Linked DNA regions of Homo sapiens: region 1 is linked to region 2. A link is a contact called in ENCODE Hi-C or POLR2A ChIA-PET data. All regions are on one chromosome and are shown on one strand. The core of a region is the stretch at or near the end of the contact, and the rest is flanking DNA. Distances in the headings are between cores, read along the strand shown.

Region 1 (4,879 bases), core at 1,319-3,818, 3.5 Mb before region 2:
CTCCACCCCCAAGGTTGCCTTCCCAGAGCCTCAGACCCATGCCCCAGCGTTATGGAGATGTCTTCTGGAAGAACCTTAATCAAAGGCCCACGTGAGTAGAGGAGAAAATGGAAACTAACTGGATGTGGTCTTAACTGGATTAAACTACCATAAACCCATATAGCAATAGGCCCTAGTCTGCGGTTAATTTCCCACTGGCTGGTGGACATTGTAGCTCCTAATGACAGAAAGGAGGTCGGGAGAGATTATTAAAGAAGCAATATGGATGGACATGTCCCCTCTGCACTTATAGCCCCCTTTTTGTTCTTCACAGCCCCACTTGGCTGGAGGAGCAGCACATTCCACCCATGCTGGTAAGACAGACCCTCTGCCGTTTAACATTTCTCTGTTAAAATTGCACCCACTGCTGTCCTGTCCCAAGCTCTCCTTATTACCGCTTCCCTCTGTTATTCCCCAACCAGTGCACTGACCAGGCCTTCCTTTCTATGAATCAGTCATCATGTTTTCGAGATCACAGGGGTCTTCCCAAGACCCCAGACTCCCTACCTAGTTCAATCCAAGCTCCCTTGAGAGAGCCAGTTCTTCTTTCTAGCTCTTTTTCCCCATTCTCTGGCACAGAGAGCCACTGGTTGCTCCCAGCTTGGTCTGTATCCTCCTGAGCAGCTCCCACCCCCTGAAATGCTTTGGAGAAGAAAGAAGAGGAGGCCATGTTTGGAAGGAATGCAGCAGCAGGGCCTTGGGGGAGTCCCCGCCCGGGTGAGGGCTGTCACTTACCACCTGGAGGACCTAAGAAGGCGTCAGAGCATCATCAACGAGTAAGGAAGGGAGACATCTGGGTTCTGGGAGTCATGCAGGATTTGGGGGCAGAACAGTTTGAGCTAAGGAAGGGGTTGACAGCTTTGAGGGGAGGTTTGAGGGGAGCTTTGAGGGGAGGTTGCTTGGAAGGAAGCTGTGGGCTTTGGTGTGATTGAAACAGATTTCTGTAATATGGAAAGAAGGAGGGAACTGCAGTAAGGAGGATGAGCCACATGAGCTGGAAGGAGTGGAAACTAGATCACTGAAGACAGGAAAGCAAACCATAGAACTGGAGGACAGTGGGGAGGTTGGGGTCACCTCTGGGTTCCTAGACAATATGCTTCAGTCTGAGGGGAGCAGAAAATTGGGAGTGGAGGGTTAAAGGTCAAATGACAACTCCCTGGAGTCCCAGCAGGAAGTATTTCAGAACAGAAAGGTGAAGAATGGAGAGACAGGAAGCCTGGCCTCCAGGCACTTCTCTCCTCAGCCTAAAGTCTCCACAGACTGAAGAAGGCCCAGTGGGGCAGCTCTGGGGCTGCATCTGAGCCAGTGGTGCTTGGCGAAGAGGGCTGTGGATTCCCCAGCACCAATGAATACCCTGATCTGGAAGAGGAGAGAGCAACCTATCCACAGGAAGAGGACCGTTTTCTCACTCCTGGCAGGGCCCAGGTATTGTTGGAGTGGAACTGGGTGGAGTGAGGGAGTGATGTGGGTCTCTGGTCTTGCATGGAGATGCAGAAGCTGAGAGCCAGGCTGGAGAGCTGGATTTGAGAGAAACAAAAATAACGTAGGTGAGAACCAGAGACTTCGAGGTACCTAAGCTTGGGTACTAGGAAATCTGGAAAGAAGACCTACTTTTCCATTTTCTTTTTCAATTTCTCTCATCTTGACAGCTGCTTTGGTCTCCCTGGAGCCCCCTGGATCAGGAGGAGGCTTGTGCCTCCAGGCAGCTGCACTCTCTGGCCTCGTTCAGCACTGTCACAGCCAGAAGGAACCCCCTTCACAATCCCTGGGGGATGGAGTTGGCAGCGTCTGAAGAGTAAGGAGAAACCACCGATGCCGAGAGGCTAGTGGTGCCCCAGGGACCCAAGACTAGTTCCGTCACTAGAGTCACCCTCATTGCTGACATGAAGGCGTTTCCCCTTCCTTCGTCTCTCCAACTGCCTTTCCCATCCTCTGAACTAGGCATTAACAGCCCCCGTGGGCTCCCATCTCAACCCACCGCTCTCACAGGAGCACCCCAAGTCCTGTTTTCCTCCAGGCCCCGCTCCTGGCCTTGTATTCTCTCTGCTCTGTTATTAAAAAGCAAGCAAGTGGAGCCCGAGTTGTCTTTCTTCTTGGGATGCAGCGATGGAGAGGCCAATGGGGAAGGAGGGCTCCTTTCGCTTTCTCGAGGACCCAGCTACAATGAAGTCGGGCTGGGTCCCCAGACAAGGAGTCTTGTCCGAGGCGAGAAGGGTCCTGCTCCCAGTCCAGCGTTCCTCGCCCGGCCCCTCGGGTTCCAGCACTGGTGGGCTGCCCCCGCCCCGTTCTCTCGAACTGGGAGTCAGTCGGCCGAGCTTCCGCCTCCAGGACCCTGGAATCCTGCCCCTCAGTGCTGCTGCCCTTTTGGGGACTTCCCAGCAGTCTGTCCCTCGGCCTGGCTCAGAGCCCTAGAAGCCGAGTCCCTCTGCCCAGCGCCCCACCCAGAACTCCACGTGTGCTGACCCCAGGTTCCCTTCCTGACCCTCATCCCCTTAATTGGGAGGCCCCGCCCCGTGCGCAGTGACGTTAGACGCCGCTGTCAGCCGGCGCTGGGGGGGGTCGGTGTGGGGTAGAATGGCCGCTGCCGCCGTCACCCGCGGGACCCCGGGAGGTAAGAGCCAGGGCCTCTCGCCCGCCTCTCCGCCCCCGCGCCAGAGGGCGCAGCTCCTCCAGGTCCCGACGCGGAGCGCCGCGCCAGGGACCACCGTCCCTCTTCCCGGTTCGCCCTCACCTCCCGCTTCCGTCCTCCTCCCCCGCGCCAGGGGGCGCCGCTCACCGCAGGGCCCCACGGCGGACCAGCGCGTGCCGGGGACTGTCCCGGAGACCCCCGCACCCGGCACCTGCACTGTCCCTCGCCCACCGCGTGCCCGCGGACTCTGCTCCCGGCTTCTCCAGAACATCCCTCTATGCGGGCGGGACCCTCCCACCTCGGAGGTTCTCCTGGGACCACCACTCCGCCGGGGGGCCGCCCAGAGTGCCAAGCGTCCGATCCGGCGCCGCCCAAGTGCAGCCCAAGGACCCGCTCCCGCTCCGCACCCTGGCAGGCTGCCTAGCCAGGACTGCGCACCTGCGCCCTGGGGCGGAGTCCTTACCCCAACCCCAGCTTCACTGCACATAGCCGAGCCCGACGGGCCTCCTCCCATCTCCATCCTGGACACCTGGCGGAGCCCGTGCTGAGAGCCTCCGCCAGCTCCCATCTGTTCCCCGAGGAGGGCGGGGGGCTCAGGCTGGAGCCAGAGCGGTAGATGGGGTAGGCTAGGCCTGGAGGCCAGGGGAGGCAGAGGCGTTTGGGGAGAGGGAGCTACGTAGAGAGGGCTGTCAGCCGGAGGGTGGGTTGTCCTGAGGGTGGGAATCTGGGTGTCTGGCCCAGATTCTATCAGGTCCTAACCAACCTGGAGGAGAGAATAGGTTAGGTTCAGTTATCAGATCTGCCCTTCCCCTTGGAAAAATCAAACAGAGAAGGAACTCAGGGCGTGTCTTCTAAAGGCCTAGCTTCTACCGGAGGTAGAATCTCCTGCCCTGCCCCCAGGATCCAGGCTCTCTTGCCAAACCATCCTCCAAGGACCGGATGGCCTGAGTCCCAACCCCCAGGACCTGACCCAACCATAGCCCCAGTCTGTGCAAAAGCTCAAGGTTTAGGGCCTCTGAGGCCCAAGCCCTGCCAGTCTTCTCCCCGCTCCCCCACCCCAACCCATTTCTTCCTGCTCACTCTTCCTGTCCAGTCTGCTCACTCATATTGGCTCCGGGCACTGTGTGTTGTTCTCTCTTCTACTGTCACATCACAGTCAGCCCCTCCCTCCCTTTCCTCATCCTTCCCAGATACTATGACCCAGTTCTATACCCACTCCCTACCTCATACTTCTCATCCTGGATTAATGTGGGGGCTTCTGCCATGACCTTGTTCTCTCCCTTCCCAGCACAGACTCCCCCTCCCCCCGGCCCCTCAGGCCGGGGGTGACCTTGCCCCCTGGAGCCCTCACCATGAATACCAAGGACACCACCGAGGTTGCTGGTAAGTTCACAAACCAGGTTCCCAATGTGGCCACAGCCTTTCGTTCTCCCCACGCTTTAGTGGCCCTCTAATTCTTGGATTTTCTGTTCTCCTTAGTGAGGTTTCAGTTTTCCCCAGTGCTCTGTATTGCCTTCAGCCCTTTCCCCTTGGACTATCACAGGGATGCCCCAGGGTAGCACACTAAACCCTCCCTTCTAATTCCCTTTAGAAAACAGCCACCACCTGAAGATCTTTCTCCCCAAGAAGCTGCTGGAGTGTCTTCCTCGCTGCCCGCTGCTGCCTCCAGAGAGGCTACGGTGGAATACAAATGAGGTTTTCTAGGGAGGCTGGGGGTTGGGGCCCAGCAAGACCTAGTAGGCTGGAGGAGGGTGAGTGGGGGGTCTTTCCGTGTCTGTCAACACTCCTAAGTGCAGAGCACCATTCTAAGCTCTTTGGGGATCCTAGGAGAGGTATAAAAACATGGATCTTGGCCGGGCATGGTGGCTCATGCCTGTAATCCCAGCACTTTGGGAGGCTGAGGCGGGTGGATCATCTGAGGTCAGGAGTTCAAGACCAGCCTGGCAAACATGGTGGAACCCCGTCTCTACTAAAAATACAAAAAGCAGCCAGGCGTGGTGATGTACGCCTGTAATCCCAGCTACTCGAGAGGCTGAGGCGGGAGAATTACTTGAGCCAGGGAGGCGGAGGCTGCAGTGAGCTGAGATCACGCCACTGCACTCCAGCCTGGGTGACAGAGTGAGACTCCGTCTCAAAAACAAAAACAAAAAGACATGGATCTTGAAGGAGCCCTCTTTTCTGTGGCATAGCCACCTGGGTAAAAACAAAAGC
Region 2 (4,882 bases), core at 244-2,743:
GCAATCATGAGGGCAGTGAGAGTAGGAGATGCCCCTGGCTACAATTTAGTGTTTAGAATTATCTGGGCAGGTGACCCCAAAGCCTCAAAAGAGAAGAGAACTCTGTACTTCACGTGGCTTGGTACACTCTGCTCCCTTTGCTTTGAATGTCCTTCCCCGCCGAGTGCGGTGGCTCACGCCTGTAATCCCAGCACTTTGGGAGGCCGAGGTGGGCGGATCTCAAGGTCAGGAGATCGAGACCAGCCTGGCTAACACGGTGAAACCCCATCTCTACTAAAAATACAAAAAGTTAGCCGGGCGTGGTGGCGGGTGCCTGCAGTCCCAGCAACTCGGGAGGCTGAGGCAGGAGAATGGCGTGAACCCGGGAGGCGGAGCTTGCAGTGAGCCGAGATCACGCCCAGGCACTCCAGCCTGGGCGACAGAGCGAGACTCCATCTCAAAAAAAAAAAAAAAAAAAAAAGAAAGAATGTCCTTCCCCATTTGTCATTCAGCAGTCAACACATGCTGCCTCCTCTGGGAAGCCCTCCTGGATTACTCCATAGACTGGCTGTGGGGGCTCTGCTCTGTGTTCATGTCCGTTTCCCATGATAGCGTTTGTCAGCATTTGTCATCCTTTTGTCATCCAGTTTCCTGGTTCCTCTCACTGGTCTGTGAGTTCGAGGAGTGCAGGGCCCAGCCATGATAACCTTTGCACCCGCAGTGCAAGTGGAGTGTCAACAACAATGTCCTAGGTGAATCAATGAAAATGAGAACGTCAGCTGGTCTGTGGAGAAGCTAGAGGAACGAGCAGAAACGGACCGACGTGGCCGGGCGCGATGTTTCTCGCCTGTAATCCCAGCACTTTGGGAGGCCGAGGCGGGCGGATCACCTGAGGTCAGGAGATTGAGACCATCCTGGCCGACATGGTGAAACCCCCGTCTCTACTAAAAATACAAAAAACAGCCGGGCGCGGTGGCTCACGCCTGTAGTCTCAGCTACTCGGGAGGCTGACGCAGGAGAATCGCTTGAACCCGGGAGCAGTGAGCCGAGATCGCGCCATTGCACTCCAGCGTGGGCGACAGAACAAGACTCCGTCTCAAAAAGAAAAAGAAAAAAGAAACAGACTGATATCGCAGGAAGCCTGGCCGAGAACTCAGGCCCCAGGGCCACACGCATCTTTTCTCCTCCAATTCTGTCTGGGAGTCGCTGCCTAGAAGTCCCAGGTCGTCCAGGAACCGGGGCCCAGACGAGAAGCACCGCTCTGTCCGCAGCGCAGGCGCGCGTCTCTGCGGGAGGCTGCGAGGCCCCGCCCCTCGGGCCCTAGACCCCGCCTCCCATCCCCCGCAGCCCGGGCCCGGGAAGGGCGGCACCGCCCATGAATCCGCATGCGCAGTGCGCGCGCGAGGGCGCCTTGCCCTTCTCCCAATGGCGGGCCGCGGGCCCCTTCCCGGCAGCCTCCCTCGGGCAGGGAGCGCGTCATTTCCGGAGGGGGAGGCCCGCGGCTGCCGCCGCCATTTCGGGCGCTGCTGTGAAGCTGAAACCGGAGCCGGTCCGCTGGGCGGCGGGCGCCGGGGGCCGGAGGGGCGCGCGCGGCGGCGGCACCCCAGCGTTTAGGCGCGGAGGCAGCCATGGCGGGCAACTTCGACTCGGAGGAGCGGAGTAGCTGGTACTGGGGGAGGTTGAGTCGGCAGGAGGCGGTGGCGCTGCTGCAGGGCCAGCGGCACGGGGTGTTCCTGGTGCGGGACTCGAGCACCAGCCCCGGGGACTATGTGCTCAGCGTCTCAGAGAACTCGCGCGTCTCCCACTACATCATCAACAGCAGCGGCCCGCGCCCGCCGGTGCCACCGTCGCCCGCCCAGCCTCCGCCCGGTGAGGGACTGACGGGACGGCGGGCCCTGGGCGGGGTGAGGGCCGCGGAACTCCCAGCCTGGCTGGCTGGTCCTCGAGAGCGGACCCTCGGGGGTCGTGGGCAGAGGGCTGGGTGACCGTGGCAGGGGCCCGCCGGCTGCTCGGGCTCGCTCTCACCCGGGGAGCAGGAGTGTGGGGGAGGAGGAGCCGCGGACCGAGGCCCCGGGGTGTGCCTGGGGAGGGCAGCCGCGGGGAAGGGGAACTGCTTCGGCCCCAGGGTGGGGCTGGCTCCCGGGCCAGGCGCAAGGGTAGGGCAGGGCAAGGCAACGTGGGGACAAAGAGCTGAGGGAGATGTTGGCACTGCGGGGGCATCACTTGGCAGCGGCGCCCAGAATGAATCCGATAATCCTACAAGTGGCTTTTAGGCTGGAAACGTTTCCTGCCGTGTTGGAGAGCCGGGTTTGGCCGTGCTCCCCTGGTGGCCTTTGGTAGGAAGTCACCACATACTGGCCGGGAGGGATGGAGACACCCTCAGGAAACCGGTCAATTTTTTCCTTTCTTGGGCATTTTTCCAAAATCTTTGTACCGTTCTCTTCCCCCGTGGAGGACGAAGGTGGTGAACTAAGTGCTAGAAGAAATAGTGGTAGCAGAAAGCCTTCAGTGACCAGCCCAACCCAGTTTAAGGCGATGCCTGGCTATGTGCAAGAGATCTAAGCGTCCAGAAGACTGTCCGCCGTTAGAGAGTTCTGGTTTTCAAAGTGTTTAGTGGAGGAAAGACATTTTATTCCACAAAATAAACCAGAAGTGAGGCAATGGAAACAGACCCTTCCCTGTAAGTGACTGGAACTTCATTTTCCTTGGACTTAAACATTGTCGGTGTGTACTTCAGGGCGTCACCTTGCTCAGTAAGATGGGGCTGCGGGCTGAGTCTTCCTGGATATTGGGAACAGACTCTACGCCAAGAACATAAATTACCTGCGCTGGGTTTTCCTTGCCAGGGAGGGATCCCTGAGATTGACTGTCTTACCGATGCCGTTGGAGTTGATTTGGGACTGTTTTAAGGGAATAGATAGATGCCCTTAGTACTGGAGATTTGTGAGGTACAAAGTAATTCTGGGGTTCTCATTGTATGTGTACCTGTGTAACAGCATCAGGAGTCCTCGTGCCTTCACGCTGTTGCCAAGTCGAAGCAGTTTCTTCTTGGCCAGCTGAGAATGGGTTCAGACTAGTCTCATATGAATCAGGAAGCTCTTGAGCCGTCCTTTGTAGACTTGCCCTTGTAGAATAGTTCTAATTTAGATTTACTCGCTCCGGCCAGAAATAGAGAATTGGATAGGCAGTCTCTTTGTTAACACACACCAATTTTTATTTTACTCTTTTCTAAGACGGAGTCTTGCTCTGTCACCCACGCTGGAGCACAGTGGCGCAATCTCGGCTCACGGCGATTCTCCTGTCTCAGTCTCCCAAGTAGCTGGGATTACAGGCACCCGCCACCATAACCAGCTAATGTTGTATTTTTCGTAGAGACGAAGTTTCACCAGGTTGGCCAGGCTGGTCTCGAACTCCTGACCTCAGGTGATCCACCAGCCTCGGCCTCCCAAAGTGCTGGGATTACAGGCAAGAGCCACCGCGCCTGGCCAACACATACTAATTTTTTTAAAATTTTTCTTATTTATTTCTTACTTATTTATTTATTTTGAGACGGAGTCTCTCTGTCGCCCAGGCTGGAGTGCAGTGGCGCGATCTTGGCTCACTGCAACCTTTGCCTTTTGGGTTCAAGTGATTCTGCCTCAGCCTCCTGAGTAGCTGGGATTGCTGGTGTGCATCACCACCACGCCCAGCTAATTTTTTGTATTTTTAGTAGAGATGGGGTTTTACCAGGTTGGCCAGATTGGTCTTGAACTCCTGATCTCAGGTGATCCACTCGCCTTTGCCTCCCAAAATGCTGGGATTACAGGCGTGGGCCACCGCACCCAGCTTTGTTTGTTTGAGGCGGAGTTTCGCTTTTGTTGCCCAGGCTGGAGTGCGATGGTGCAATCTCAGCTCACTGCAATCTCTACCTCCCCGGGTTCAAAGGATTCTCCTGTCTCAGCCTCCCTAGTAGCTGGGATTACAGGCACACTCCACTACGCCTGGCTAGTTTTTGTATTTTTAGTAGGGTTGGGGTTTCGCCAAGTTGACCAGGCTGGTCTCGAACTCCTGACCTCAGGTGATCTGCCCACCTCAGACTCCCAAAGTGTTGGGATTACAGGCGTGAGCCACCACACCCAGTCTAACACAACCATTTTTTAAAAATGAGTATGGGGTCTATAAGCTCACAAATTATCCTAGATCTTTCTCATTGTGGCCTGTTTAATAGTATTATGAGATGGGAATATTGATGTACCTGTGTTGGCCCTGAACCAGATATATTCTACTTTGATGCCACCTGCATAGTATCTGGGGTTTTGCATTATATGTCGTCACATGATGGCAAACTGTCATTGAAACTCACTTTTCAGCCTTTTGTTTGTGTTTGTTGGTTGCCAAAGTTGAAAATGGCAGCAGGCAGGTTTGTTAGTTTGATATTTTTTCATATCTTAGCATAACGATTTTATGTCTCAACACTTACCGTGATAATCGAGCACCACCTTTTCAAAACAGATAAGAACTCAGTTCCTTGGCTGAGGAAAGACGGTGAAGATTGCCAAAGTTTATGGATGGGGTGTGGAAAATTCACGAGTATTGTGATAATTCTTTCTGCCATGTTGTACCCCATTTTCTACGATTCAGTTGCTGTCTTTTTCTCTCTTCTGAGACAGAGCCTCTGTCACCCAAGCTGGAGTGCAGTGGCATGAACACAGCTCACTGCAGCCTTGACCTCCTGGGCTCAAGCCATCCTCCCACTTCATCCTCCTGAGTAGCTGGGACTCCAGGCGTATCCACCATGCCTGGTTAACTGTTGAAAATTTTTTTGTAGAGATGAGGGGTCTCACGGTATTGTCCAGGCTGGTCTCAAATTCCTGATCTCAATAGACTTCATGCTTCAGGCTCCCAAAGTTTTGGAACTGCAGGT

The links. Hi-C counts contacts between places; a loop is a spot of excess contacts on that map. ChIA-PET counts read pairs that join two places held with the same protein, here RNA polymerase II (POLR2A).
Region 1: a map of transverse colon shows a loop between it and region 2 (27-fold over the local background). The contact joins the promoter of CAMTA2 here to the promoter of CRK in region 2. A Hi-C loop is called at or near these places in 1 of 168 maps with a recorded cell type or tissue (transverse colon). POLR2A ChIA-PET finds 5 or more read pairs at or near these places in 1 of 52 experiments (MCF 10A).

Annotation. Positions count from the first base shown.
Region 1 is chr17:4,985,364-4,990,242 of GRCh38, reverse strand. It overlaps CAMTA2 (calmodulin binding transcription activator 2), which reads left to right and starts at 2,568. Exons shown (of 23, transcript NM_015099.4): 1 at 2,568-2,650; 2 at 3,957-4,051; 3 at 4,260-4,363. The coding sequence starts at 4,021. INCA1 (inhibitor of CDK, cyclin A1 interacting protein 1) reads left to right here. Exons shown (of 7, transcript NM_001394789.1): 3 at 1-91; 4 at 314-353; 5 at 619-815; 6 at 1,299-1,464; 7 at 1,689-2,113. The coding sequence ends at 1,838. It overlaps CAMTA2-AS1 (CAMTA2 antisense RNA 1), which reads right to left and starts at 2,499. Exons shown (of 3, transcript NR_187235.1): 1 at 2,018-2,499; 2 at 1,651-1,827; 3 at 298-1,556. RefSeq lists a silencer at 2,549-3,088.
Region 2 is chr17:1,452,843-1,457,724 of GRCh38, reverse strand. CRK (CRK proto-oncogene, adaptor protein) reads left to right here and starts at 1,493. Exons shown (of 3, transcript NM_016823.4): 1 at 1,493-1,848. The coding sequence starts at 1,608. RefSeq lists silencers at 1,185-1,684, 1,775-1,834, 1,945-2,074 and enhancers at 1,339-2,324, 3,459-3,960.